2 separate regions of the Homo sapiens genome follow, and region 1 is linked to region 2. Evidence: chromatin loops called from intact Hi-C (ENCODE). Cell type or tissue: CD4-positive, alpha-beta T cell. All regions are shown on one strand. Links, peaks and the distances in the headings refer to the core of each region. The heading gives the core; the rest is flanking DNA.

Region 1 (15,844 bases), core at 3,989-11,988, 49 kb after region 2:
AACTGAGGGTTCCTCCTCCTTTTAGACCATATAAGGGTCATTTCTGGTTGTTGCCTTGGCATTTGTAAACTGTCCTGGCGCTGGTGGGAGTGTCTTTTAGCATAATGCATTAAAATTATGAGCAGTGAGGACGACTAGAGGTTACTGTCATTGCCATCTTGGTTTTGGTGGGTTTTGGCTGGCTTCCTTACCGCATACTGTATTATCGGCAGGGTCTTTGTGACCCATATCTTGTGATACCAGTCCTGCCAACCGCCTATCTTTCTGTGACTAGGAATGCCTAGCCTCCTGGGAATGCAGCCCAGTTGGTCTCAGCCTCATTTTACCCAGTCCCTATTCAAAATAGAGTTGCTCTGTTTCCAGCGCCTCTGACAGTGGGGTTTAGGGACAACGTGTCTTAAGAATGTATCCATATGGACAGAAACTTTTGCCCCATTGATGTGCTGGTAAATGTTTAACAACCAGCTTTCTGGAAAAAACAAACAAGCAAGCAAAAAACCCTAATTTGCAATGTTTGTTTGCCAGTTTCCATGGTGTAAATATTCCCACTGTGGCCAATTTCAAGCTATCGATCACTGAACAAAGAATTGGGAAGCAGATGCATACAATCAGCTCTCATGCAATCACCCTCACCAGCTAGTACACCATTGCTTTCTCCGCACTGGACTTGAAAGATCCCCCTGAGCTGTCTTTGCTGGGCCACATCCCTCCACCCTACCTACTGACCCATCAGAGAATGTCCCCATACAAATAAAATGTGTCCATGAGCCCCTCCCCCCAACTGTCTCTCTATGAATAGCTCACTGATGGCTGTGTTTTACTTAATCAATCAAAATAATGGGGTGTGGAGTCAGGGACTGAGAGACCAGAGTCCTTCGTCCACCTAAACTGCTCCCTGTATATGACAAAGACAGTTTTCAGCAGAATGAACAGAAATAGAGCCGTGGAGGGAAGTGGCTTGGATGTCATGAAAATTTCATGTGTTTCTGATGCATGCAGGATGCAATGTGGGGAAGTGGGTGAGCCAGAAGGCCCTGGGGACAGTTTTCGAAATGAATCAAGTCCTCAGCTTCTTCCTGCAACAACCAGCCCCTCCCTTGAAGCTCTTAGTATAAAGTCTGACAAACGTGGAGCCACCTAATCAACTTGCCCGTTGTCTCTTTAAAAGACCTCCTCTCCTGACTTTCCTCTGGTGAAAAGAGCAGAGTGGTAATCAGACAGAAAGGTCACATTATACCAAGAAATGTGGCTGTTGGAAGAGAGCCCACACACCCACGCCCATCTGGATTTGTGTGTTGGACACGTTTTCTTCTTGTATTTCATTAATAACAAAGAAAGCATGGCCACCTTCAGAAAAACGCACTTGCTAATACCCCAGTGAAGCTTAGCCCACTCAATTGGAACAGCAGAGGCAACCCTCTCTGAGCTGAAGATTGGGGTTTGCCAAAAACTGCCTTACACTACAAGGCTCATCCTTGATCACTTTGATCCCTCCTGTCCTATCTTTCCAGGAATACCTGCAGGTCTCCAATTAACCAGAATGAAGAAACAGGGCCGAGGGCAGTGGCTCATGCCTGTAATCGCAGCACTTTGGGAAGCTGAGGCGGGCAGATCGCTTGAGTCCAGGAGTTTGAAACCAGCCTGGGAAACATGGTGAAACCCCGTCTCTACAAAAAATACAAAAATTTGTCAGGCATGGTGGCACGCACCTGTAGTCCCAGCTACTTGGGAAGCTGAGGTGGGAGGATCGCTTGAACCTAGGAAATGAAGCTTGCAGTGAGCCAGAATTGAGTCACAGCACTCCAGGCTGGGCAACAGAGTAAGACTTTGTCTCAAAAAAATAAAATAAAATAAAATAAAACTCAGGGGATGGTCCTAAGTACACAGTGGTAATCTCAGGATGCTGGCTTCGTCTGGTTCATTCCCAAACCTCCCTTAGGCTCCTATATCCTTTAAACAGTGTGCCCCTATATATTTCCAACAGAGTGGCTACTTTATAGGCAATGGTATAAGTAGTTGGGGCTGGGGTCATTTACCCATTTTGGAATATTGGGGGATGTTCTGTAGCTGCAGGGATTTAGGGCTAGAGAAAGGCCTTGTCTTTCTCTGGGCTGGATAGTATTTGCAAGCTTCCACTAGACAATGTGGATGGAGACTAAGCCCTCAATATTCCAACTCAGGCCAGACACAGTGGCTCACACCTGTAAACCCAGCACTTTGGGAGGCCAAGGTGGGCAGATTACTTGAGGCCAGGAGTTCGAGACCAGCCTGGCCAACATGGTGAAATCCCATCTCTACTAAAAATACAAAAATTAGCTGGGTGTGGTGGCACGTGCCTGTAATCCCAGCTACTTGGGAGGCTGAAGTATGGGAATCGCTTGAGCTTGGGAGGCGGAGGTTGCAGCAAGCTGAGATCGTGCAACTGCACTCCTGTCTGGGCGACAGAGCAACACTCCATCTCAAAAAAAAAAAAAAAAAAAAAAAAAGAAAAAGAAAGAAAGAAAAAATTCCAACCCAAGTCTCAAGAGACGGAGAAGTAAAATAAGAAATATCTTCCAATTGTTGTAAAGCCTTGTCTCTGTAACCACAAAAATCTGGTAAATTCAAATAATCAGTTCTGTTTTCTTTTTATTCTCAGTGTTTACATGCACAAGTAATAACATCACTACATTAACTCTGTAAACAGTTACAATATTATAAATAAGGTTAAAAGTATCATTCACCATCATCCCAAACCAGTTTTACTCCAGAAGTAACAACTGGTCACTATATAGTTATTAACTAAACTAACTAAATAGTTAATAACTAACAAAATAGTTACAAAACAGTTATTAACTATTTAGTGTGAGTCCTTCCATATTCCCACTTCTACGCACAACTAGCAAATGAAAAAATTTGGAATCAAATCCAGGAAAATTTGGTTTCAAAGTCTTTTCATTTTACCTCTACACATTTTTTTCTACACCAAATTTAACCGCTGTGTGAACACAGGCTCTTAAACCCTTTGCCAAGGAGCATAAGGAAGTGCTTGCGGTATGCCAGGCACAGACGTGGCATCGTTGTCTGGGGTAAATACTCGAGGTTTGCTGTCTCACGCCAGGGAAATCGAGGACGCAGACACACAAGAAATGAGTTTAAGAGCAGAGGTTTCATAGGCGAAAGAAAGAGAAAAGAGAATAGCTCTCTTTCTTGCAGAGAGAGAGGAGCTCCCAAGTGGGACTTCCAGCTCCATGGTGAAATGCACGGGGTTTTATAGAAAAGCTTGAGGAGGCGGTGTCTGATTCACATAGAGCCCGAGAGATCAGTCGGACCAGGTATGACGTTTGCATAGTATGCAAAGAAGCTGGCCATCCCACCCTAATCTCTTACTAGCAGATCGGTTCTCTACCTGGCGGGTGCCGTGTTGTCTGTTCCTTACTGTACACGTGGTTGACAAAGAAAAGGGAAGATGGAGCCACCATGTTGAACATGCCTGGCCCTCAGGTAGCCTTTTCCTATTGACACAGCTGCTGGCATTCACCCGTGCAAGCTTCTAGCTTGCCTTTCTATGTCTGCAGCTTGATTTTACAGGCTTCTCTTTGTTAGAAAGGAAATGATTTGGGGGCTGCCTTTTATTAAAAGGGAAACCTTACCAAGGACTCTCTTACCCTCACTATCTGCCTAAATAATTTCTTTCTAGCTCCTGTATCAGCACTAAACCAAGAACCTCAATTAATCTTTACAGCAACATCATGAGGGCCAGTGTAATTGGTTCCATTTTTGCAGGTCCACAGACTGAGGCTCAAGAAAATTAGGTAACTGGTCATAGAGCTAATAAGCATCAGGGATAGGATTGGAACCCAGGTCTGTCCATGCTCTTAACAAACATGGTGCCTGCCTCCCCAGACACAGCTGAAATTTGCTGTCCCTCCAACAGTTGTAAGTGGATTGGTGAAATTGTTTTTGTTTTTGTTTTTGCGAAGATCCTCAAGGCACAAGCCTATATAGTATCACAAGCAAAGCCCTATGCACAGGCCAAGATTGACACAGGCTTGTCAAGACAGCAGGCAGTGAGCCTGTTGGATATGTGCAGAGAGCCAGACCCATAGACGAATCTTCCCTCTGTACATGGTGGGTAAGCCACCCATCTAAGATGTTGATAACAATCAATGCTCAGCCCAGGGCCAACACATTCTGGTGGGTCTGGGACAAGAGGGCAAGGTCATCAGACGACAGCTTTATTCAGTAGTTCTCCACTCATTCTGGAAGCCCCCAGCTCGGCCTGGCTTGGTTTTACCAGGCAGAGGCCAATTCCAGCATTGAAGAGGAGAAGAAAAAAAGAAAACACTAGGAGCTCATGCCAGACCTTTGCTAGGAAGCTAAAAATAGTTGTTGCTGCGGAAGGCCACAGATCATGAAACACATATGCCAACATAATAACCGTGTATAAAATCACCCCATGTGGGGTGTCCTCCAAACCACTCACAATTAAGCTTAAGTGATGATATATAGAACATCATTTTCCAGGTGGAGGACACTCAAATGTTTTGTGGCCTGGACACCCAGGAGATGTTGAAAGGGCTAGACTGGACTGAAGCCAGGGCTTGCATCTGGAGCCATGGGCAGCCTTACTGCCATCCATGAAGTTGATTGGGTACCCACGAGGTCCACAACACTGTTCTGCACTTTGTTGGGTTACAGGAACAAAAAGGAAGCATGCCATGGCATGGCAGAGGTGGGTAAGCTTCTTATCTAATCCTCATAGCAACTCTGAAATAGACACTCTAATAATCATATAATGCCTGGCACATAATGGGTCTCAATGCAATGTTACTTAGACCCAGGGCTTTCTTGAAAGTATGTATGGTGAAATGTGCAAACAGATCAGATGAAGATTTAATTGCCATAGTCATACACAGTAATTCACCTGCAGATGGTAACTGATGTGTGGGAGATGCTAAATATGGAAAGGCGATGACTGGTTTGAACTGATTCAGGGAAGCTACTGGAGGTAGGGTAGCCCTTTGGCCATGACTTAAAAGTTAAGTAAGCAGAAGCCTCAACACCCTGCTTGGATATAAAGCAAAGCTACCATTGAGAATACCCAGCAGGCGAAATGCAGATGTTAATTAAATATAGATGTGCATATACATACAGATGTGTACAGTGGACAATTGAAGGTCAAGCCCAACTCAGTGGTTACTAAAGTGTTTGTGTGGGGGTGCAGGCAAGAAAGTATCTCAATGCCTCTATCTCTGAAATGGGCACAAATGGAATCAGATTGTGGAGCGGGACTGCAAGAAGTCTTCTAGTTCATCCCTCACACACACATTCTCTAAGAGATGGCCAAGTGTCTCAGAGGCTTTTTCAAGATTTTTCAGTATTAGATATAAATCCCTTGGAAGCAGTTTTGTTTTACATTCTTAAGAGGACAACCACAGTTGGGTGGGAACAGTCATGTGTGCTAGAAGCAGCTCATACTGAACCTATTGTATTCATCTCCTTCCAACTCTTGGTCGGAATTTGGTGATCTCATATTGGTAGAGTAAAATCAGCCATGATGGGAATATTTACACCATGGGAATTGGCAAACACTGTAAATCAGGGCCTTTCCTTCTCCCCTGGAGAGCAGATTGTTAAGCATTTGCCAGCGTTTGGTGGGAAATGAATATCAAGAAAGTATAGTGAGAACCTGACGTCGTAATATCTCAGAGTTGGAAGGGATTTTAGGTCTTCTCTTACCCAACCCCAGATTTGGTGCTAGAATTCTTCTCCCAGGAGTTTCTCTGAGGATGGGGCAGTTACTAACAGCAGATGGTGAAATGATTTTTCAGTGTTACATAGACATTAACATGAAATCGCATAGCAGAAAAGGTACTTGTTTTTAAATTCTCTTTTGTCCTTTTTTATTATGCAAAGGAGAAAGTCTCAATTTAGTGCTATTCAATTTTTAACACCTCTCTAAGGACTTGTTGCTCTTCCTTTTAACAGAAAGGGCAGGCCTCAGGCTCAGAGCCTTGTGAAGATTAGTGCCTAGCTGTAATTGAATAGCTTCTTTTGTTTTTATTGTATTTACTTTTATAGTTACTTTCTATTTGTGACATGCAGGAATGGCTTTCTTCTTACAGTGATAGTAGTAAGTTTACTTTTTATCACGTTTCTAAAATGAGCTCAATTAGAGACAAATATTAAGTAAATTATAATAAAATTAGTGTAGAGAGATGGCAAATATCCTGAAGGTGGTTTGTGAATGACCAACACGTCTGGAACACAGACGTACCCTAGATCAGGCAGACTTTGCCTGAATATGCCCAGTGACAGGGAGGTCACCACTCGGTAAGGCACTTCTGTTACGGTAATCAGTGAAACACTTCATTTGAATTAACAGGGACTTTTGTTTCTTCCTCCCCATGACCAGCACCATATTTAAATTAAGTGTATTTCCTACAATATTCTCTTATTGGGCCAAAACTACTCAGTCTGCAAGGTCTCCAGTTTCTATTCTTGGTTTGCCTTTGGCTCAATATCTCCATTAATTGTCATGGGCTTAGGGTCTTTATGATGAACTGAGCCATGATGACCTTTAAAGTCGAATTCTGTCCTTGGTGTGTCAACATTTCTCCAATTGAAGCTGTTCTCCCTATACAAGAGGAATTGGAGTCTGTGGTTGCCAAGCAAACGTGGCAGGATAATTTGTTTCTGTGCCTTAAATCTCTGGAATTACTGTCTCTAGCTCCCTATCTTTGTCCTTTGGAAAACCAGATCCTCAGTGTGATATCCTGATACTCAGACTCAGTGGTAGTAATCACTGCTCCCTACTGTGGCCTTCCTGTGCACCAGGCACCAAACTGACAGCTTCCCATGCATCCTCTCACTTACACCTCATGACAACCCCAGTGGCACCTGCTATTGCCACCCCATTCTAAGGACGAGGAAGCTGGAGCTCAGAGAGTCGAAGTCACTCAAGGTCTCCTGGCCAGCAAGCAGTGGAGTCTGGACTCTTAGATCTGTGGCCCCAAAGTCTCAGTGCTCCAAACTTATGAGAAGGATTTCTTATCTCAGACCCTAAGATCTACAATGGAAAGTTGAAGCAGGTGACATGGGGAGGTGCCTGTGCTACAACCAGAGACCCTTTAAGGAAAATTCTTGTTTTCTAAAGTCAGAAGAATGTGCAGTAAGTGAGCACAAAGCAGGCTGGCTCTTTGCAGGCATCTGACACCTTCTCATGACCTTCCTATCTTTATCGTTAGTGCTTGAGAGAGAGAGATAAGGCGGGGCAGGGGCAGAGCCAGGGAGAAACCCTACTTGACCCCATCCAGGCAAATGCATACCTCTCTTCTCCTTCCACAAACATGAAGCTGATTTTCATGTGCTTTAGCCACGAAACTTTTAGCCACAAAAACTCTTTCCCTTGTCAATGTTCAGTAATTAAAATTTTCTCAAAACCTGCAAATGAGCTTCACAGCAGTCTTTAGCGTTTTACCATGAGGCAGAGATATGTCTTCCAGGCCTTTTTTTGACATTAATCCATTCAGCAGACTTGGCCTGATGCTCGGCTGTGTGACAGCCAGCGCACTGGTCACTGTGGGTACAGGGAAGCACGATGAGCACCATTTCTGCCCTCTGTCTTCATCCCAATAAGTCCTGACACAGAAGGGGAACAGGGTACAAAAGTTCTGTGGGAGCACCTAACTGATGAAGGGGTGGAGGGAAAAGTATTCGTAACAGGGGGAAGAGCATCTGTGAAGGCCCTGAGTCATGAGACAGCAGGAGCTCAAGGAGGCCCAGTATGGCCTGTACTACTGGGCTGGCCCATCACAGGCATTCAGAACAGTGGGAATGAATGAATGAATGAATGAATGAATAAGCAGAGTGTAATGGGGCACACTGGGAGATGAGGATGGAGATACACACTTAGGCTGATTCATGAAGTCTTTGAAGTCTGTTATGAGGAATTTTGACCTTGAGCCTAACTGTGAGGGGAGGCCATGGACGCATTCTACACAATAGTGATGTGATTATGTTTCATGTTTCCCCAAACATGCCGGGCCACCAAGCTGTGACTATCTCACCACCCACCCATCCCAATACACTCAATGTGAATACAAAGCTTTACTTCTCTCCTTTGCTCCCAAAGAGATGAGGTGCTGAAAATGCAGCAGACCCAGGGTAATTGGAGATCTACTGATGGCGGAACCTCTTTGTGCTTGCCTGTTAGCCATGTTCTTGAAGCTGGTCTTGCAGGCATAACCCTGGGTGGCCACTGCACTGGAAATTAAATTAATTAAAGAAATTAAATAATTGATCAAAAGTCTGGAAGTGATTGGATGAATAGAGATTTAAATCCAGATCTGGGCTGGGATCAGTGGCCCACACCTATAATCCCAGCACTTTGGGAAGCCAAGGCGGGAGAATTACTTGAGCCCAGGAGTTCAAGACCAACCTGGGCAACAGTGAGATTCTATCTCTACAAAAATAAAATTAAAAATATATTATCCAGATCTGCTTTTGCTTCTATAGCATCTCTTTCTGGATGTTCTAGAGAAGTCTTCTCGCCCCACCCATATTTCCTATTTCAGAGACAGGAAGCTATACCGACCACATGGTCCCACCCTCCAGGCTACAGATGATTGGACCAAAGGGAAACACCTGATACAAGCTGAACCAATCAGATTTCCTTATCTGGAACTTGGACTTTAGACACTGAAAGACGGATCCAGATAGCCACAGAGTATGGAGATGAGGGCCCCATAAACTCTAGGGCCGCGACAGCTATGATGGGCTGTGTGCGAGAGCAGAAGGAGCCAGGATAGAGAAAGAATAAAGAAACGAGTGTGCAGAAAATAGCATATCTGAGCATTCATGCCTTTTGAGAGCTCAAGAGACACAGCAAGTAGCTGAGCTGTCCTGTCACTGGATACCATGAGATTTCCTACATTTTTAAAAACTTGAGCTGAATGAACCTGTTTCTTTCTGCCCACCACAGATACCTGAATAAAACGCAATCTAGACAACACAAGAGACCTTCAAGAGGGCATGTTCATGAGATGGGTGAGCGTGTTATAAGCTGATGAAAAGACTTGGGGTGTCCATGGGTTTCTTTGTAATATCTCTGCCTAGCCACTTTAAAGAGACAGACCTAGGCCGGGCGCGGTGGCTCACGCCTGTAATCCCAGCACTTTGAGAGGCCGAGGCGGGCGGATCACGAGGTCAGGAGATTGAGACCATCCTGGCTAACACGGTGAAACCCCATCTCTATTAAAAATACAAAAAATTAGCCGGGCGTGGTGGCGGGCGCCTATAGTTCCAACTACTTGGGAGGCTGAGGCAGGAGAATGGTTGTGACCCAGGAGGTGGAGCTTGCAGTGAGCTGACATCGTGCCACTACACTCCAGCCTAGGGGACAGAGCAAGACTCCATCTCAAAAAAAAAAAGAGAGAGAGAGAGACAGAGCTAAGATATTGTGCAGCCAAGGGAGAGTGAAGGCAGAAAGGTGTCAAAGCACAGGGCTGCAAAATGAAAGATGCTTCATTAGGGGTTTGGCATCTGCTTCTTAAGAAAAGAAGAGGAGCACAGCTCAGGCCTTCTTCCTCCCTGCAGCTTCACCACTAATAAAGGCAGCTGGGTGATGAGTTTCTGTATCTGGCAAATCTACTTCATTTTCCATCCCTCTGTCGACTGCAATGTAAGACAGCTCAAGAAGAAATTAATACTTGGAGTCAGTGTCAGCCCCACTGACAGCAGATCAAGGCTGAAAGACAAATTGCTCATCACAGTTCAGGGAGCCGGAGCTGGGAGAAGACAGACCTGCCATTCCCTGCGAGCTCCGGGCCGCTCCCACTGGTGGCTAACTTTACAAGGGACCCATCCTGGCTTCTGCCTACCTGTGAAGTCTGCAGAGAGCTGCAAGGGGCTGGTCCTGGGAGAGCAACTTGTTGGACATCCTTAGGGCCCCTTAATGACCCTGTGTTTGCAGCATGTCACCATGTCACTGGTATGACCAAGCCTAATGCCCTAGAAAAGCTATTTCTGGGCATCACCTGTCACCAGCTCATTCCAAGTCGTGGATTCTCAATTTTCTTTATGACACCTTGACCGCTTGGCCATGAAGGATATTGTGTTTTGTGGGTTGAGTTCTGCACAAGCTCCTGACCAAACATTGAGTGGGGGGGCTGATATCCAGCCCTTGCTTCACTGGCGAAACCATGTGCCCTGGCACGGGGCTGCATTCATTTGGAGAGAGGGTGGCTTTTTCTAATTTTTACAGAGGTGCTGCTTAGATTAATGAAGTCCTGGCAACATTGTGTTATAGAGCTATGGGCTTACTTGTTTATGGTCTGTGTCCCATAGGTAGAATATTGACTCCTTGAGGACAAGGACTGTGCTGGAAATATACCATTTGCCTCTCCAGAACCACTTGCCACCCTTCTCCTCCCTGCTCTGTGCCCCAGGAGAATGACAACTTAATGACCTCCCTTGCTCTCCAGCCTCCAGTTGGATTCAGCCAATAGAAAGCACTGCTGGGAGATCAAAGGTGATATGGTTTGGCTGTGTCCCCACCCACATCTCATCTTGAATTGTAGCTCCCATAATTCCCGTATGTGGTGGGAGGGACTTGATGGAAGATAATTGAATCATGGGGGCAGTTTCCCCCGTACTGTTATTGTGATAGTGAATAAGTCTCACGAGATCTGATGGTTTTATAAAGGGTTTCCCCCTTTCACTTGGCTCGCATTCTTTCTTGCCTGCTGCCACGTAAGACGTGCCTTTTGCCTTCCATCATGATTGTGAGGCCCAGCCATGTGGAACTATGAGTCCATTAAACCTCTTTTTTAAAAAATAAATTACCTAGTTTCAGGTATGTCTTTATAAATAGCCTGAAAACAGACTAATACAAAAGGGCAGGGAGATAGAAAGGTTGGAGTCTCTGTTCCCAGTCTCATTTTTGCTACATGGACTTGGTTGTTTGTGATTCTCTGGTCCTGGCTCCTGTCACACGGCCTCTCCCTACCACTAACCTCTTCACTGCCAGTCGCTGCTCCCCCTCCGTGCCCCTTCAGGGTGGTAACAGCTCCCTGCTGTTGCTAGCCCCAGGGGACTGCACCATCCCTTGTAGGGGGATCTATGCAAACAGTCTGTGCAAATAGTCCCTTTATTCAACTCCTCCTCCAATTCCCAGTTTGAGTGCACCATCTCTTTCCTACTCAGAGCCCAGTTAAGATATAGAGATGTTGCTTGGTTCATTGCTGTGTCCCCAGCTCCTAGAAGAATTTCCAGCACAGAACAACCACTAACCATTCAACCATTTATTTGTTGAATGAATAAATTATGATCCCTGAAGGCGGCAAGCCTTGGTTTTTTGTTGTTTTGTTAAGGACTCACTGGCATCCTCTTTATTCAGCCTTGCAGCTCGGCTGTTGGAAATCACTCATGAAGACCATTCCTCCCACCTCATCTGTCCATGTTCAGCAGTCCTCAAACCTCCCTGTTCTCATTTATTTCAGACAACAATTAGACCCTATTGGAAAAATTTTTCTTCTGCTCTTGCCCTGGGTAGGTTGCAGGGGTGGAGGGAAAAATAAGTGATACCCTTAGAGAAGCATCATTTTTGATTTCTGAAAACCAATATTTTTCCTGCCATTCTTCTTTTCTTTACACCCATTTGTCAGACTCAGTCTCCTAAATTAGTGCTAGAGGGTGCTTGCTGACCAGGGTAATTCCACTCTAAGAAAAAAAAAAAAAAGCAACCAGTAACAGTGAGCTGTTTAGTCTGGGGAGCCATGGTGCGGTCGCACCAAAGGTGCACATCTTTAGGAGTAGCCGTCTGAGGGCTGCTGGGCATAATGACCAGGTGGCAGCATTCCAGCCTTGGAAAATGTGTAGTATTTTCTCTCCAGGGTTTTGCAGAAATGACACTGTCAGAGAAAACAATGATTTAATGGCCACATGACAGGAGCCTTAAGACTAATGGTACCCAACTCAGAAAAATGTAGGAGACAACTGGAAGGCAATTACGAAACAGTCCGTGCCTACAACTCAGTCATTACCAACCGAGCATTGCGAGGAAGCCTCTCTCCTTTGGAAGGTCAAATTCTTATGGTTCCAAGTGATTAGGAGCAGAGCCGGTGCTGGAAAACACAGGGTGGATATTTCTATGGAGAATTCTCCAGAATTGTGTACATCACACAGAGTACTCCATCCTCCTCCCCTCTTCCCCCTCAACTCTCTCTCTCTCTCTCCCTCCCTCCCCCTCTGTCTCTCTCACACACACACACACACACACACACACACACACACACACACTCTCCAATTAAAATGTTTCAGCTCTTCCACTTTCCAAACCCAGTCCTCACAAAGCTTTGTTTACGCAGGCTAGGCAAAGTGACATTGCCTACTTGACAAGTAGCTTTTGATTAAAAACACTGAACTCTGCCCGAGTAATTGTGCCACACACATGAAAATCATTTGAGGATCTGAAGAGAAGTTCCTCTTTGCCCCCAGGAAACCTGAAATATTGTGTTTTTCTAAACAACAACAACAACAAAAAAAACCTCTGTCTTGCACGGTTTGAACAAAACTTACATCTGTGCATTCTAGTATTTGCTAGATTTTTCTACAATGAGCATGTGGGCTATTTTCCAAACATTATCTTTTTATGACAAAGCCCTAAATTCACTCATTTGTGTTGCTAAAAGGACAAATGCCATACATAAAAAAGCACAAGTTTCTCTTAATTCTCACCCCCTGCCCATCTCCCAGCTCCAGAGGTAAATGCTTTTATGTATATGATGTGATTCCTCCCACCCCCTTTTTCTATAGGTATGAATGTATATATATATGAATCTTTACACATTTTATTTTAAGGATTATTTTGTTTTTCATAAATGGGATTATACCATATGTATTTATTTCACAACTTCTTAAAACTTAAATGTCTTAGAGATCTTGGAGATGTTGGGATCAGCACATAAAAATTTACCTAATTGCTTTTAACGGCTGCCTCAAATTCCATAGTGTTACTGAATCACAGTTTATTTCCCTAGGTCCCCTCTGACGCACATTTCAGGTTACTCTTAATGTCTCACGATTACATGCAATGCTATAATAAAATACTTGTACATTGCCTATTTGGACACATAAGGCCCCATTTCTATATGGGAGAGATAATTATATCAGTTAAGATACTTTTGGCTGCAAATAAAAGAAGATCCCAGTGGCTAAGCAATAAGGGTTTTATTTTCTCATGTTAAGGTGAACTCTGAAGGTTAGAGCAGCACAAAGGTGGTTAATTCATCGGCTCAATGTCATCATCCTGGAGCCAGGTGCTTTCTTTCCATCTTTCTGGTCTGCTTCTCTCAGAGAGTTGGGAATGCCTCCCCCAGAGATCACATGATGGCTGGAGATGTTCTAGGTGACATGTGCAGACATGCCTCTTCAGCAGTCCTTGGATCCCCTTGGCCAGGATTGAGCTGCAAACTCACACATACACCTGCCACTGGCAAGAGGAATGAGATGACCGTGACTGTCATGGACCAATTGTGATTCCTTCTCTTGTTCTTGGAGGAAGAAAGTGAGAGGAAACAGATTTTATTAATCAAATAAACCTCCAGAAAATTTGTACCAAATCACAGCCTACTTGAATATCCAAGTACCAGTTACTTCGCATCTTCATCCACCCTTTAATAAGGCATTTAAGTTTCTGCCAGTGTGATGGGCAAAGAGGACATGTTGTTGTTTTCTTGTACCTACCTGATTGTCAAGATTGAGGATCATCTATATATTCATTGTTTATTTATATTTTCTCTTTGGAGAATTACCTTATTTGTATTATTTGCCCTATTTTCTACTAGGTAGTTTGCTCTCTTTTCATTGATTTGCAAAGTTTCTATATGTACATCTTGGAAACACATATAATCAAGACATTTTAAAAGGTTCTTAAGAATAAACACTTAAATTATGTATCTTTGTTCTTACTTTGATTCTCAAGTGCTTCTATAACAGTTTGGGGAGCAGAAGAAAATCCATTTCGTGGAATAGGTTATGGTGACATGCTTTCTAAATGGTGTGCTTCAGAACAAAAGTTCCTAGACAGATGTTAAAATGCAACTGGAAAACACTGCACAAAATTTCCTACTTTTAGAGTATCACCATGTACAAACAGCATAGGGATCAGCTCTGTTTTGATCATGACCACTACCTTTCTTGTGATCTCATACCATCATTTGCCCTCTCTGAGTCTTACTTCACTCATTATAAAATAGTCCCCTTTCTTGGCTCTTCCCATGCTCATGCACATTCATGGCTTCCCACAGTAGCACCTGTGGCTCTCTGTCTGTGGTCTGGGGCAGTTCAGAAGGGACAAGAAAGGCAATGCCTTAAGGAGCATCCCTTTACCAATGGCAGACAAATGATAACACATAAGTACCTCAGTTGCCTTGCCTTCAGATGCAACAATTCTGAGACATCTTCTATATCAAGAGTCAACAAACTACAGTTCACCAGCCAAATCTGGCTGACCACTTGTTTTTATAAATAAAGTTATACTGGAACACAGCCACGCCCATTTCTTTACATATGGTCTATGGTTGCCTTCATACTACAAGGGCAGAGTTGTACAAGAGACTGTATACCCCCAAAAGCCTAGTATTTATGGTGTGGCCCTTTCTAGACAAGTTTGCTGACTCCAACTCTATATTATTCCCCTGTGGTGCCAGCAGGGTTGAGCCCCAAGTTGCCCACGGTGGTCACCTGCTTGCTCATTAACATACCTTCCTCTCCTTGTCCCACTCTCCTATGGGGGTTTCCCAGGATCACCTCCCAAATACACTACTTGTGCTCACAAAGCTGTAACATACTAGACAGGCTTAGAAAAGAAGCAAGTAGAGTGGGAAATGGCAGGGGATTGTCGATCATGGTAAGTCTGAGCCCCTGAGCCCCAGACCCAAGGCATCTTTAGGGTTAGCCCCCCTACCCACCTCCCATCACTTCCACAAATCACCACCAACACACAGGCATGCACACACACACACATACACAGAGCAAGCTTGCCATTCATTTGGGTAGTGGCTTTGCACACATTACCATTAGTGGCTGATGAATTGAAAACTAAATGGAAAATGCAAATGGAAGACAAAGATGACTTTCTCTTCTCTGCATCAGGAAGACACCCTGACTCCTGGTCAGTGTGTGGCCACATGAAAGAAGTAGACTTTCTCCAGAGGGAAATATGTCTGTTTAGTCTGTAATGATGCATATTTTCATACATAAAATAAATAGGTCATCAAATCTCTCTCCTAAGGGAGGAAGGGCTCCTAACATCTCACTATTACATGTAATGCTACCATAATGCCATTCTCAAATCGTAAAAGACAAGGCTTCAATATACCTCACATCTTCCCACCTCCAGGCATTTGCACAAGCCATTCCTGCCGCCCAGAACATTCCCTTAATAAACACACTTTTGTCCTTCTTTGGGTCTGTTTAGATACTACTTCCCAAAGACACCTTCCCTAATCCTCCCTGCAGGTGCTCCCTGTCAGTAAGCAGATCAGGGCCCTAAAACACTGTTTGTTGTGCTTACTAAATTTATCCTGGTACTTACTATAATAACTAAATAAATGTTTGTTTAATGTCTTTCTCTCCCACCATTCTATACATCACATCTCTCCTGTTTACAGTCACAGCCCCAGTGCCTGACATTTAGTGGATAATCAATATATTTTTTAAATAGATGAATCAGTGAATGGGTGAATGAATGAATGAATGGACAAATGAATGAATGTGGATGGACCCCTCAGAGAGTGGTCATTCTTTCAGTATAATGATGCCAAGATGAGTTCTTTGATGACCAGAGGAAGCTCTCTGC
Region 2 (13,394 bases), core at 4,394-12,393:
AGTTTTCCTCTGTTATCCCAAACCTCCACTAAAGTCCTACTGTACACCGCCTTTGGAAAATAGCATTTTGAGGGCATAAATAAATTGGGGTGGACAGGGAAATGAAGCTGCAGCCAAGAGGGGTGGTGTATTAGTTTCTTGGAGCTGTTGCAACAAATTGGCACAAACGATGTGGATTAAAACAACAGTATTTCTTGTCTCGGTTCTGAAACTAGAAATCCAAAATCAAGACATCAGCAGGGCCATACTCTCTCTCTCTCTGAAGGCTCTAGGGAAGGATTCCTTTGCCTCTTCCTTGCTTTTGGTATTTCTTGGCAATCTTTGGTGGGGTTTTGTTACTGTTTTTTGTTCGTTTGTTTATTATTTATTTTTATTTTTTGAGACAGAATCTAGCTCTGTCACCCAGGTTGGAGTGCAGTGGCGCACTCTCAGCTCACTGCAATCTCTGCCTCCCAGTTTCAGACGATTACTCACACCTCACTCTACTGAGTAGCTGGGACTACAGGCACACACCACCACGCCCAGCTAATTTTTGTATTTTTAGTAGAGATGGGGTTTCACCATGTTGGTCAAGCTGGTCTCAAACTCCTGACCTCAAGTGATCTGCTCACCTTGGCCTCCCAAAGTTCTGGAATTACAGGTGTGAGCCACTGTGCCCAGCCTGTTACTGTTTTTTGTTAGTGTTGTTTTATTTGTTTGTTTGTTGGCTTGTAGATGTATCACTCCAATCTCTGCCTCCATCATCACTTGGCATTCTCCTTGTCATTCTCCTTGTGTGTCTTCTGTCTCTATATCTAAATTTCCCTTTCCTTATAAAGACATAAGTCATTGGGCTGGGGGCCATCTTAATCCAGGATAACGTCATCTTAACTGGATCATCTGCCAAAATCCTATTTCCAAATAAGGTCACATGCACAGATCCTGGGGCTGAAGACTCAAACATGTCTTTTTCAGGGTGATATCATTCTACCTATGCAGTTAGGAAACTGGCTGGAGGGTATACTGAACAAGAAATTGTGAGCTACTTGGAAATTCATGGGAATACTTGGAGGGAGGTGCCTTCCTACCTGGGACTGGGGCTTGAGGTGTCTTATTTGGATGTTGAAGTCAAGACTTCCTCCAGAAAGCTGTAGAAGACCATCTTCCAGACAGCTTGGAAATCCCAATTGTCTTTGTTTCTTGGTTACTTGCAGAAGTAACCTCAGGTTGTTCTGCTGAACAAGACACACACACACACACAAATACACACTTACCTTTAAGTAAAAGAACATTAAGACAGTGTGACAGAGTGCTGAAATAAATCACTAAGTTTGGAATTGAAAAAACAGGTTCTTGGACAACCTCCACCACTAACAAATTACTACATGCCAGAGCTTGCTTCAATGTCTACATTTGTGAAATGGGATTAATAGTTTCATAAATCCAATCTGGCCTACCTCCCAGGACACTGTGGCATGAAACATATACAAATGGAAAACATCACTCATGGAGGTAGCTTGGATCCCATCCTAGGACTCCAGTAGGACTCCATATTCACTAAGAATAGTCCTGGGGCTACACTTCTTCCTCTGCTACTAGGCCAGGTGATATGGTTTGGATCTGTGTCCCCACCCACATCTCATGTCGAATTAGAATCCCCACTGTTGGAGGTAGGGCCTGGTGGGAGGTGATTGGATCATGGGGGAGGTTTTTCATGGTTTAACACCATCCCTTCTTGGTGTTGTCATCGCATCGCAATAGTGAGTTCTCATGAGACCTGGTTGTTTAAAGTTGTGTGGCATCACCCCCCACCTTGGTCCTGCTCCCACCATGTAAGACACCCACTCCCACTTTGCCTTCCACCATGAGTAAAAGCTTCCTGAGGCCTCCCCAGAAGCAAATGCTGCCAAGCTTCCCGTACAGCCTGCAGAACTGTGAGGCAATTAAACAAACTTCTTCTTATTTTTAATATAAGTTACCCAGTCTCAGGTATTTATTTATAGCAGTGTGAAAACTGACTAATACACCGGACATACCAAAGTTAAAAAGAAAGGAGAGTAGAAGCAGGTTAACATTACATTTTCTTCTCTTCAGTCTCAAAGATCCAAATTCACCTCTCGCCTGGGGCTGTGGTTTGGAGGATAGAGTAGGAATGGGATGTGGGGCCAGAGACCCCACAAGGGCCCTGTAGCATGCGGTAATTCTTTAATCTAACAAAGGACAGGAATCCACAAGGTGGTACAAATACACATTATCCAGTGGTATTTCAACCTGGAAACAATTCTTCAATAGATTGCCAGCTACCAGGTGTCAAGGGAGCCCCAAGTTGTACTCTTGCCCTGGGCCCCATAATTTGTAAATCCAGTGCTGACATTTCAGTAAAAATACCCAGAAGGAGTTTTCTGGGTGCTAGATGCAACACACAAAAAAAGCATATTAAAGATATTCCAAAAATGATGACTTTTTCAATAGGTTTTTAATGCCAAACATATGTATTACTGACTGAAATTCAAGTGTTTACCAGATTTCAAGCTTTCTCTTCAGCTGCCCCAGCTGGCGTCTGACACATTCCAAAATTTTTCTTCTGCTTGATATGTCTATTTTTAATCCCTTCAGATACTTTTCTTTTTGGCAAATCGGGAGGAGAGAATGCCTGTCGCTTCACGTCCTTCAGTTAATATTTTGCATAAATCAGTCAGGAATTAAGCATTAAACAATCACTTCATATCTCGGTTGTCAAATATTTCACCGTTGGGGGATGTATTTACGTATCTGAAAACATGTTGGCCTCTCCGTGTTTAAGGGAGGTGGAGAATATCAAGAAACTCTTTATGATAAACTTGAGAGCAATGGTAAGAAGGAGATTATGGGACGAGGTGATCAAAGGAGATAGGAACCCCATGTAATGAGATGAGGGAGAGGAAAAAATTCAGGTGTCCTGACAACGCGCTATGACTCAGTGTCAGAGCCTGATTCGAGTCTGACCTCCCCAGATTATTTCAGTCAACACTAACCTAAGTTGGTTCCCCAGGAGCAGACCCAGGGAAATAGCTTGGATATAAGTAGTTTATTGGGAGGCTATCCAGGAAGTACCAGAAGGGGAGTGGGAAAATGAGACAGGAAAAGGAAAAAAGCCAGTGTGGGTTGTTTGGGTGGAGCAGGCAGTGACCGTAGGCAGTGGTGTTTCCTATAAGTCAGTCCTGCAGGGTACCACTGGGGGCAGTGTAGACCATACTCCAGACTTGTCCTACCCAAGGGTTGAGGAGGCAGAGTATTTATCCACTAATTCCCATTAGTCGTTGCTTTATGGCTATCCCCATGGGTGTTAACTTCTTGCACTTCTAGCCTGCTCTGCTTAAAGGCAGAATGGACCGGGTGCTGTGGCTCATGCCTGTAATCCCAGCACTTTGGGAGGCCAAGGCAGGTGGATCACAAGGTCAGGAGATCGAGACCATCCTGGCTAACACGGTGAAACCCCTTCTCTACTAAAAATACAAAAAATTAGCCGGGCATGGTGGCATGTGCCTGAAATCCCAGCTACTTGGGAGGCTGAGGCAGGAGAATCACTTGAACCTGGGAGGTGGAGGTTGCAGTGAGCCAAGATGGTGCCACTGCACTCCAGCTTGGTTGACACAGCAAGACTCCATCTAAAAAAAAAAAAAAAAAAAAAGGCAGAATGCATTCCTATAGCCCTGTGGTTCCCAAACGGTGTACCAAAGTGCCCCAGAGTGCCACAGCAAATTCACAGAAGAGGCTACATGTATTTTTAATTTTTAAGGGAAACACGGCAACATCTATTGAATGCCATATGAACTACTAGTGACACATAGTTCAATTTTGAAGGCTACACTGTGCCCCTCTAAGATTTACGTGTTGAAGTTCTAACCCCTAATACCTCAGAAGGTGGCCTTATTTGGAGACAGGGTCTTTACAGATGTCTTGACATTAAAACGAGGTCATGAGGTGGGCCCTCATCTGGGCTCTGCAGGGTGAGAGGTCCAGGTTCCCAAAGTGGGTACACTCTTGCCAGGGCACACAGCATGGATTGTATTAACTCTTAGCTACAGCTGCCACCAGACACTTTGAACTCCTTGTGTCCAGGAACCAGCAGGTGAGAAGAGGAGTCACAATTTTGGCAAGGACAATTGACCCTGATCAGCAGTTACACAGATAGGAGCAGGAAGGAACACATATGGAACCTGAGTGATCCACTTGGGTGCTTCCTAGTAAGTACTCTCTTGATCAGGACTGGGGTCCTTAGAAGAAGGGGAGATCTGGACACAGAAGGGTGCGGAGGAAAGACCATGTGAAGACGCAGGGAGAGGGCTGCCGTCTGCAAGCCAAGGAGAGAGGCCTGAGAAGGAACCAAGCCTGCTGATACCTTGATCCCAAACTTCTGCCACAAAACTGTGAGAAAATAAATGTCCATTGTTTAAGCCTCCCAGTCTGCAGTGCTTTGTTACTGCAGCCTGAGCTGACTAGTGCACTCAGTTTCAACAGTAGATTCCACGACATTCCTTTCATGAAATATCTTTGAAAAAGCTGGATTTGGGGCAGTTGCTGTGATAAAAAGTGAGAACTGCACAAAAATTAACGTCCTACAGAAAATGAAGGTGATGGTATCCAAACTGATTCCAAGGTTCGAGAAGCTGCACTGTGGCCACCAGAGGCACATGACCCACTGGTAAGCAATGGCAGCTATTTAAGAAGCAAATACTGTGCTCACTTCAGCAGCACATATACTAAAAGTGGAAGAATCAAATACAAATACTATTTTCTTTCCATTTATATGTGTTAGTTTTCACGTGATTAGGATGTAAATACTAAGTTGTGCAGGCCTAAGGACTTCATAAATGGGATTCTCAACATGTTTCTTTTAGCTTGGAGGTGGCATGAAAAAAATTACTGGGAAGTAAAGGGTACCAAGAGCCACAAACGGTTGGGAACTTCTGCTGTAGCCAGAGAGGAATGTCTCAGGCAAAATGGCAGCAAGGAGCTGTCCTTAGGAACTATTAATGTCAAGGGACAATGGGCCGGGTTCTGACAATGTCTGCCACCATCACTGCCCCTCTATGCCCATGGAAACTCTAGGAACTAGAAACCACCTTCACAGTGGTCATGGGATCCAGCAGTATCACATATCACCCCACCCAGAAGCAGCTGGTGTCACAGAGTTCTAGATCAGTCTATTGAAGCAAGAATGGGCTATCCTATAGTTTGAAGCACATGCATCAAATCAGACTTCTATACAACTTTGTGTTCCCAATGGGAACGAAGATCTGGGAACCCCAGAGATTCAGGAGCCAATAAGTGGAACCAGGAGTGGTTCCCACTGCCCTCATGCCCAATGAGGCACTGAGGGAGTGCGTTCTTTCCATTTCTGCAACTCTGGGCTATGTAGGGTGAGAGGTCCAGGTTCCCAAAGTGGGTACACTCTTGCCAGGGGACACAGCACGGATTGTATTAACTCTTAGCTATAGCTGCCACCAGACACTTTGTGCCCAGGAACCAGCAGGTGAGAAGAGGAGTCACAATTTTAGCAAGGACAATTGACCCTGATCAGTGATTATACAGATAGGGGCAGGAAGGAACATATATGGAAACTGAGTGATCCACTTGGGTGCCTCCTAATAAGTACTCTCTTGATCAGTTTTAACTAGGAATGGATACATGCAGCAACCCTGAGACAGTGAGGAGAGCAGATTTACTTAAAGGCTCAGAATTCTCAGGAATAAAGATTTTGGTCACTCCACTACCTAAGCCTAGACCTAGAGAGGGAAGAGCTAAGCGTGAGGGGGAATTTAGAATGTATAGTGAAGAAGGAAAAGAACAAACACCAATTTCAGCCCCCAATGCCAGTTGCAATGATGGAGGCTATAGTTGGTCCCACTAATTTCCCTTTTCTAAGTTTTCTGTCAGGAAAGGATATCCACAGGAGCCAGGAGGGAGGGACTGTTCCTTGGGCATGCATTCTAAAGTGAATCTGTGCAGCTTAAGAGATGACCTGGTAGGGCCATGGAGGTCTGCAGCTGAGATGATGCCTCACCAAGAGAAAACTGCAGGGAGCATAGTTGACTGACAGATGCTGCATTTTGAATCTACTGTGTACATCCTACACCCAGCTGTTCCTAGATAATCACTGAGCAGAATAGGGGTCCTAGAACCAGGACTTTCCTGTGCAATGGGAGATTCATCCATTGGGCAACTTTGGCTCAGGGTCTCCCTGTCAGCCTGGCTGAGACTTTCTCAGAGCTGTGTCTCAGTGCATGGCTTTTCCTACCCAATCCTTTCTTCCTTCTCCTTTTCAACAGACTCTCCTTATATACTCCTTCTTCCTTCCCCTTTATCCTTCACAACCATTTTCCTCTATAAATCCCTAGCACATGTAATCTTATTCTGGCATCTTCTTGGAGGATCCCAATTAACACCTTATATACTGTTTCGGTGTGTGTGTGTGTGTGTGTGTGTGTGTGTGTGTGTGTGTGTGAGAGAGAGAGAGAGAGAGATTCTTCTCCACCCAGCTAGAGCTAGATTGGGAGATGCCATAAGACCAAAGAGCTTTTCTTACTAACTCTAGTTGGCCCCCCAAAGCACTAAATCGTTCTAGAAAATACTTCTGTTCATACGATTAAAAAAAACAACAGCTAGCATTTATTGAGCATGTATTATGTGCCAACTGTACTAAATATTTTATGTACATGATACCATTTTCACGAATGTACTATTATCTTCACTCTGTAATGAGAAAACCAAAGCTTTGAGCAGATAAGTTACTTAGTTAAAGTCACACAGCTGGTAAATGGCTGAGTTGGGATTTAGACACCAGCTCAACTAGTACTCCATATAGTCTCTCAATATCGGTTTGGAAAGAGCCTTAAATATCATGTAGTCTGACACCCCCAAGTGATCAAAAATCCAAGAAGCCATATGGCATTTAGTTGAACACCTCTAGTGCTGGGTAGTTTGTTCCCTCTCTAAAGAATATACCCCTTCCTAGACAGAGAAGGGAAATTCGTTATTTTGCTTCATCATCCTGGTAGCAGGTATAAAATTGGCATAACCATTCACTACACATGAGTTTTATACACGTGAAAAATTGAGGCTTGGAGAAGTGAACTTGACCCAGGTCTTATTGGTAACAAATGGCAGAGCCAGGAATTGAACGCATGTCTTTTCAGTTCTAGAGCCCTTCCTATTTCCAGTTCTTACATGGCTCTGACAGGTGAGTATTATAAAAACAACAAAGGAAATAAGGGCTAATATTTATTGAGCACTTCCTCCGTGCTAGGCATTGTGCTTTGCATGAGTTATCCCATTTGGTTTTCATCACAGTCCTATGAGAATTATCATTGAAGCTGCTCAGTGGCTAATTCAGTTGGATTCCAGAGGTCACACCTTTTAAAATTATGTTCTGCTGTGTACACATTTCTTCCTATTGAGCCCAAACCTCCTCCTATTCTTTGAGCTAATACAGAACTAGTTGAGTTCCTCTTTGCCAAGCCTGTTCTACAAAATCATATGAAGACAGCTTTTGTCTGTTCTGCTCAGGGCTGAACATTTCCCATCCTGCCTTGTTTTCTCATCCCCTCATCCCCTCATCCCCAGCCCTATCTCCCAAACATGATTCCCTTTATCTGCTTCATTCTGAAAGTGTCTGCCGATTGCTTAATGCTGCCCACAAAAGAAGCCGGAGAACCAAAACTTCCTGTGAAAGGGAAGGTCAGGGTCAGTCTTTAGGCAATGGTGAGAAAATAATGACTTTCAGGCACCAGCATCTAGAGTTACTTGGCTAGGTATTTTGCATTCTGTAGAGTGTCATCTTGCAGTAGATGCCTTCTAAAGAGAAGATGAGCTGGGCGCCATGGCTCACACCTGTAATCCCAGCAGATAACTTGAGTTCAGGAGTTTGAGACCAGCCTGGCCAACATGGTGAAACCCCGTCTCTACTAAAAATACAAAAATTAGCCTGGCCTGCCTGGTGGCATGCCCCTGTAATCCCAGCTACTCAGAAGGCTGATGCAGGAGAATCGCTTGAACCCGGGAGGCGGAGGTTGCAGTGAGCCGAGATCACGCCACTGCACTCCAGCCTGGGCAACACAGCAAGACTCTGCCTCAAAAAAAAAGAAAAAGAAAAAGAAAGAAAGAAAGAGAGAAGATGCAGCCATAATGATATCATAATCCCCAGCAGCTCAAGGTTGTTGGATAAAACAGGAATCAGATCGATCCAGTGTGAAACAATGCCAAGGATAAGGCATTCAAATCCAAACATACGAAATAAATCTGCTGCAGGCTGGGAACCTACCCCGTAGGGTTATTGGAAGGATTAAATGAATTAATGTATGCGAAGTGCTTAGTACAGTACCTAGCACAGAGCAAGTGATCAATAAATATCAGTTAGTACTAACATCTGCTGTGAAATGAACCCAGCACAGTGAGAATGCCTGATTCTTCCTCGGGAAGTGATGTCAGGGAATAATAATAGTACCACTTAGCTAGGACTCCCCATGGGCTCAGCCTTCATATGCATCATCCACTTCAATTCTTAACAACCTGTGGCAAAGATAGTATCCCCATTTTAAAGACATAGAAGCCAAACTCAGCAAAGTTAGGCATCTAAGTGGTTAAAAGCTTGCTCTTTAGACTCAAACAGTTCTGGCTTTGAATTTCAGCTGCAGCACATGCGTGACTTTAAACTTGTCATTTAATGTCTCTGTGCTTCAGTTGCTTAGGCTGTACAATGGGGTAATAAAACACCTTCTTTAAAGAGGTGCTGTATGGATTGAGTCAGTATGTGACACTTAGAACAGTGTCTAGCACATCCTAAGCACTCAATAAATGTCATATGCATACATGCCCACACACACAAATACGTATATACACACATATATACATGTCTACATATGTATATTCATATATGTGTATATGTATGTGTGTGCATATATCTATATCTATATACAGCTGTCCCTTTTCTTTGCTCCCACAATACCCTATGATACTTTCCCAGCACATCATAAATCATCCTGCCTTATAACAATGTTTCTTATCTTTTGCTCCCCATCCCAAACATACACACTATAGATCGTGAAGTCCTGAAGGTCTCATTTTTTTTAATTTCATTTTTACTTTATTATATTTTATTTTAGCAGAGTCAATAAATCTTTGCTAAATAAATGGAATAACAATATTTCATTTTATGAAATGAAGGGCTTTGAAGGATGAGCAGGAGTTTGTCAGGTGGAAAAACGGGAGAAATAGGCATCTCAGGTTAAGAATTGCAGGACTACAGGCCACCCACCCCAAGGCACAAAAAATTACTAGTGGGTTAGCAGCAGTACAGAGCAGAGTTTGAAAAGAAGGATTCGCTTGTAGTCAGGCAGAGAGAAAGGGTATGGTCCTCAGGCCTAAAAACAGAAACCAATTTGTTTAGAGAATGCAGCTCCGGTGGCAGCCGGCTGCTCTGAGCCGGCGTCCCAGCAACCTGGGAGAGTTCACGACCCCCATGACCCCGCCCCCACGAATTCCAGCCAATGAGGAAGCCCTCCTCGGCGTCCCGTTGCCAAGCAACTGGGTTCCCCCCACCCCCACCCGGCCCAAGGGTTAGCAGTTGCCTACTTTCCCCGCAGTGCGATAAACCCCTCGTTGGGGCCGCCTTAGTTCTCGGCCGCTCTCGGAGGATGGCGATCTGGGAGCCCCTCCATGGGACCCCTCTCACACTTTGTCACTGGAATTTTATTTATTTTTTAGTTCATATTTTATTTTGCTTATAGAAGAGAAAGATATCCCTTCCGAAGAGGAGGAAGCTTACAGAAGTTTATAACCTTTCAAAAAGTAAATAAGTCCAGGCTTGCCTGATTCTGCCCTACCCGGACTTCCTTATCCCGTCTGTGGGAGACCCAGGTGCTTTCTCATTACTCTTCAGAAGGAAACCGCTTTGGAGTTCGTGTAATTGGGACTTGGGGATCAGGGAGAAGTTGCCGAAACTTCTCATACCAGTAACTACTGAAGTAGAAGATTCTGGAAAAATCCTTGTCTTGGGGGCACAGGCTAAAACCTGAAGGATTTTTAAGATGACCAAGGTTCCAGCCACCAAGAAGCTTCAGAGTTCCCCCAACTCGGGGGCTGTCCGGCCCTTTTATGCCTCGGAGAACCTAAGGCAGGTAAGTCTCCCCTCTGCTGAAACCAATCATGTTTTCGAGAACAAGTGAAATAGGAATTAGCTGGGTCAAATGGTATTTCTAGTTCTAGATCCCTGAGGAATCGCCACACTGACTTCCACAATGGTTGAACTAGTTTACAGTCCCACCAACAGTGTAAAAGTGTTCCTATTTCTCCACATCCTCTCCAGCACCTGTTGTTTCCTGACTTTTTAATGATTGCCATTCTAACTGGTGTGAGATGGTATCTCATTGTGGTTTTGATTTGCATTTCTCTGATGGCCAGTGATGATGAGCATTTTTTCATGTGTTTTTTGGCTGCATAAATGTCTTCTTTTGAGAAGTGTCTGTTCATGTCCTTTGCCCACTTTTTGATGGGGTTGTTTGTTTTTTTCTTGTAAATTTGTTTAAGTTCATTGTAGATTCTGGATATTAGCTTTTTGTCAGATAAGTATGTTGCGAAAATTTTCTCCCATTTTGTAGGTTGCCTGTTCACTCTGATGGTACTTTCTTTTGCTGTACAGAAGCTCTTTAGTTTAATTAGATCCCTTTTGTCAATTTTGTCTTTTGTTGCCATTGCTTTTGGTGTTTTAGACGTGAAGTCCTTGCCCATGCCTATGTCCTGAATGGTATTGCCTAGGTTTTCTTCTAGGGTTTTTATGGTTTTCATGTCCTTTGTAGGGACATGGATGAAATTGGAAATCATCATTCTCAGTAAACTATCGCAAGAACAAAAAACCAAACACCGCATATTCTCACTCATAGGTGGGAATTGAACAATGAGATCACATGGACACAGGAAGGGGAACATCACACTCTGGGGACTGTTGTGGGGTGGGGGGAGGGGGGAGGGATAGCTTTGGGAGATATACCTGATGCTAGATGACGAGTTAGTGGGTGCAGCACACCAGCATGGCACATGTATACATATGTAACTAACCTGCACAATGTGCACATGTACCCTAAAACTTAAAGTATAATAATACAAAAAAAGGAATTAGCCTCGAAACCAACAAGGGAGAGGGAGAGAGAGGAGAGTCATGGTGTGATTAAATTGTCGAGACACATTCCCGTTGCTATCAATGGCTGGTTTCTCTTAAAGAGTGAAAACGCGAACCAGATCAGTGAGCTGGGCCATCCTATTAGCCAGTAATTCCAAAATGATGGAATAAATCAGCAATGACACTGTAGAACATCAGAAAAAAATTAAGATGAATTGTAGGTTTGCCGTCTGCAGGACTTACTCTCAGAGATCTGCTGGTCTCCAGAAACAGGCATATCCCCTCTCTCTATGGAGAGGCTGCAGAGGGTCAACTTTTGGTGTTCAAAGGCTAGGTTTGCCACGCACCAGCTGTGTGACTTTAGACAGGTGAATTGCTTAGCCTCTCTGAGGCTTTATTTCCTTGTGTCTATGAATTTAGAACAGGAACATCAACTAGGCAGAAGCAGTGTGAGGACTAAATCGAATAAGCTATGAAAATTGTCCACTGTGATGTTAACGCTGGATAATGTGTTTATGGGACATGAAACAGTGTTGTTGATTTGAAAAACAAAGAAAAATCGATACGTACTGAATGACTGGAGTTAATGGTTCCTGTTTTTTAAATGATCATAACTGGACGAGCACAACTGTAAGTGTGCATTTGTTATTGTATCCTCAAACCCCACTTTGCATGGACTGGCCAAGGTCAGCAATGCTGGTCCACTCTAGTGCATCCACAAGGCACAGTTGTGGCTCACAGTCATGCCCCAGGAAGGAGGGCCTGGCAGGTGGTCAGTCTGTGAAGGAGAGCTTAAAACTCACAAGGGCTCTCCATGTGGTCCAAAATGTTCCCAAGCTGCTCTTCTCTAAGGCTTAACCCATCTCTGTGCACTCCTCATTACTCAGCCCTCTTAGCAAGACCACTCTGCAAGATACAGCCTTTTTCCATCTCCTTTCATCTCAAAATACCACACAGAAGGATGTTCAATCCAGAGCAGCCCGCTCTGGGACTGAACTTCCCAGCATAGCGGTGGGAGAATGAATGAGGGAAAGAATGAAGAGGGAAATGAACACTTCAATAGCGAGGGTGAACATCAGAGCGGGAGCAGCAGACAGAATCACCCTGGGTTTGGATCTGCCTCTTCGCAGCCCTGTGGTCTTGGGCAAGCTGCAGAGCTGCTCCGCTTCAGTGCTGCCATCTGCAAAACGGGAATGTCATAGAGCTTCCTCATGGGATTGCTGTGAGCATTAAATGAGTTAACGTACGCCAAAAGCTACGAGCACAGTTCCTGACATATAGTAAGCACACTTTAGGTTTTAGTTCTATTGTTATTTCATTTATTTAGTAAACATTTATTGCACTGCTGTTAGGTGCTAAACACTTGCTCTAGTTAAAAATGAGACTCGCCTTCAAGAATCTTACAATCTATAGTGTGTATGCTTGGGATGGGGAGTAAAAGAGATAAGAAACGTTATAATGCAGGTTGATTAATGATGTGTTGAGGAAGTATCAGAGGGTGTTGTGGGAGCAAAGAAAAGGGACAGCTAATTTAGATTCACGCATGTGTGTGTGTGTATTTGTGTGTGTGTGTGTGTGTGTGTGTGTGTGTGTGTGTGTGTCTCCATGTTGGATTTTGGGAAGAAACAAGCCATGTACTCAAATAAATGTAATAGAGTTTTTCATCCTACCATAGAGAGATGTAGAGAGTGGAGGAAGATGTAGAAGATGAAATGATCATCTCTTTCTTGGGAGGAGGGTAGTGGGACTCAGGGATGTCAAGCAATGGGAAGAAGGCTTCCAGGAAACTGTTGGATAGACCAAGACTTCCGGCCCGAAAGCCTCATTGAAATCCTTCGCACCCCTCTCTACTTTCTAGGAAATAATGAAGACCCCAGGGGTTCCTAGCTCACATTCAAAAGATCATGCCCTTAGGAATTTCAAGGTTTTAGAGTTATAGTAAAGCATTAATTAACCTAATCTAGCGTCAATAGAAAGTGACAAGCCACAAGGAAATATGTAGAGATCAGGATTGATGTCTGGGGTAAATCAAATGAATAATAACTGCAGTCATGATCATGATCATGACGATAGTTGGCATGTATTGAGTATGCATGCATCATGTGCCACGTATTGAACTCAAAAAACTCTTAAGTGTGATATTTTCAGAACCTTCTACAATCCTTCAAGCTATGAACTGTTACCTCTTCATGAGATGGCAACACTGAGGCTCAGAGAGGACAGGTCCCTTACCCAAGGGCACCCAACGGGCAAGGAACAG

The links. Peaks named below come from ENCODE experiments on the same cell type or tissue, not always from the same donor. Only the 100,000 strongest peaks of a DNase experiment are listed, where the experiment ranks them.
Region 1: a loop joins it to region 2, with 11 times the contacts of the local background. A loop is called at or near these places in 5 of 110 quality-filtered maps.

Annotation. Positions count from the first base shown.
Region 1 is chr12:119,374,794-119,390,637 of GRCh38, forward strand. The region is part of intron 1 of CCDC60 (coiled-coil domain containing 60); the gene reads left to right. PRKAB1-AS1 (PRKAB1, TMEM233 and CCDC60 antisense RNA 1) reads right to left here. Exons shown (of 3, transcript NR_188494.1): 3 at 13,194-13,474. Among named protein-coding and RNA genes, the nearest start is that of CCDC60, 48 kb to the left of the region's middle. RefSeq lists enhancers at 1,053-1,112, 15,565-15,844. In CD4-positive, alpha-beta T cell, for the core only: no CTCF peak of the experiment used is centred there; no DNase peak of the experiment used is centred there.
Region 2 is chr12:119,325,131-119,338,524 of GRCh38, forward strand. It overlaps CCDC60 (coiled-coil domain containing 60), which reads left to right and starts at 9,599. Exons shown (of 14, transcript NM_178499.5): 1 at 9,599-10,136. The coding sequence starts at 10,047. In CD4-positive, alpha-beta T cell, for the core only: no CTCF peak of the experiment used is centred there; no DNase peak of the experiment used is centred there; H3K27me3 peaks cover 596 bases.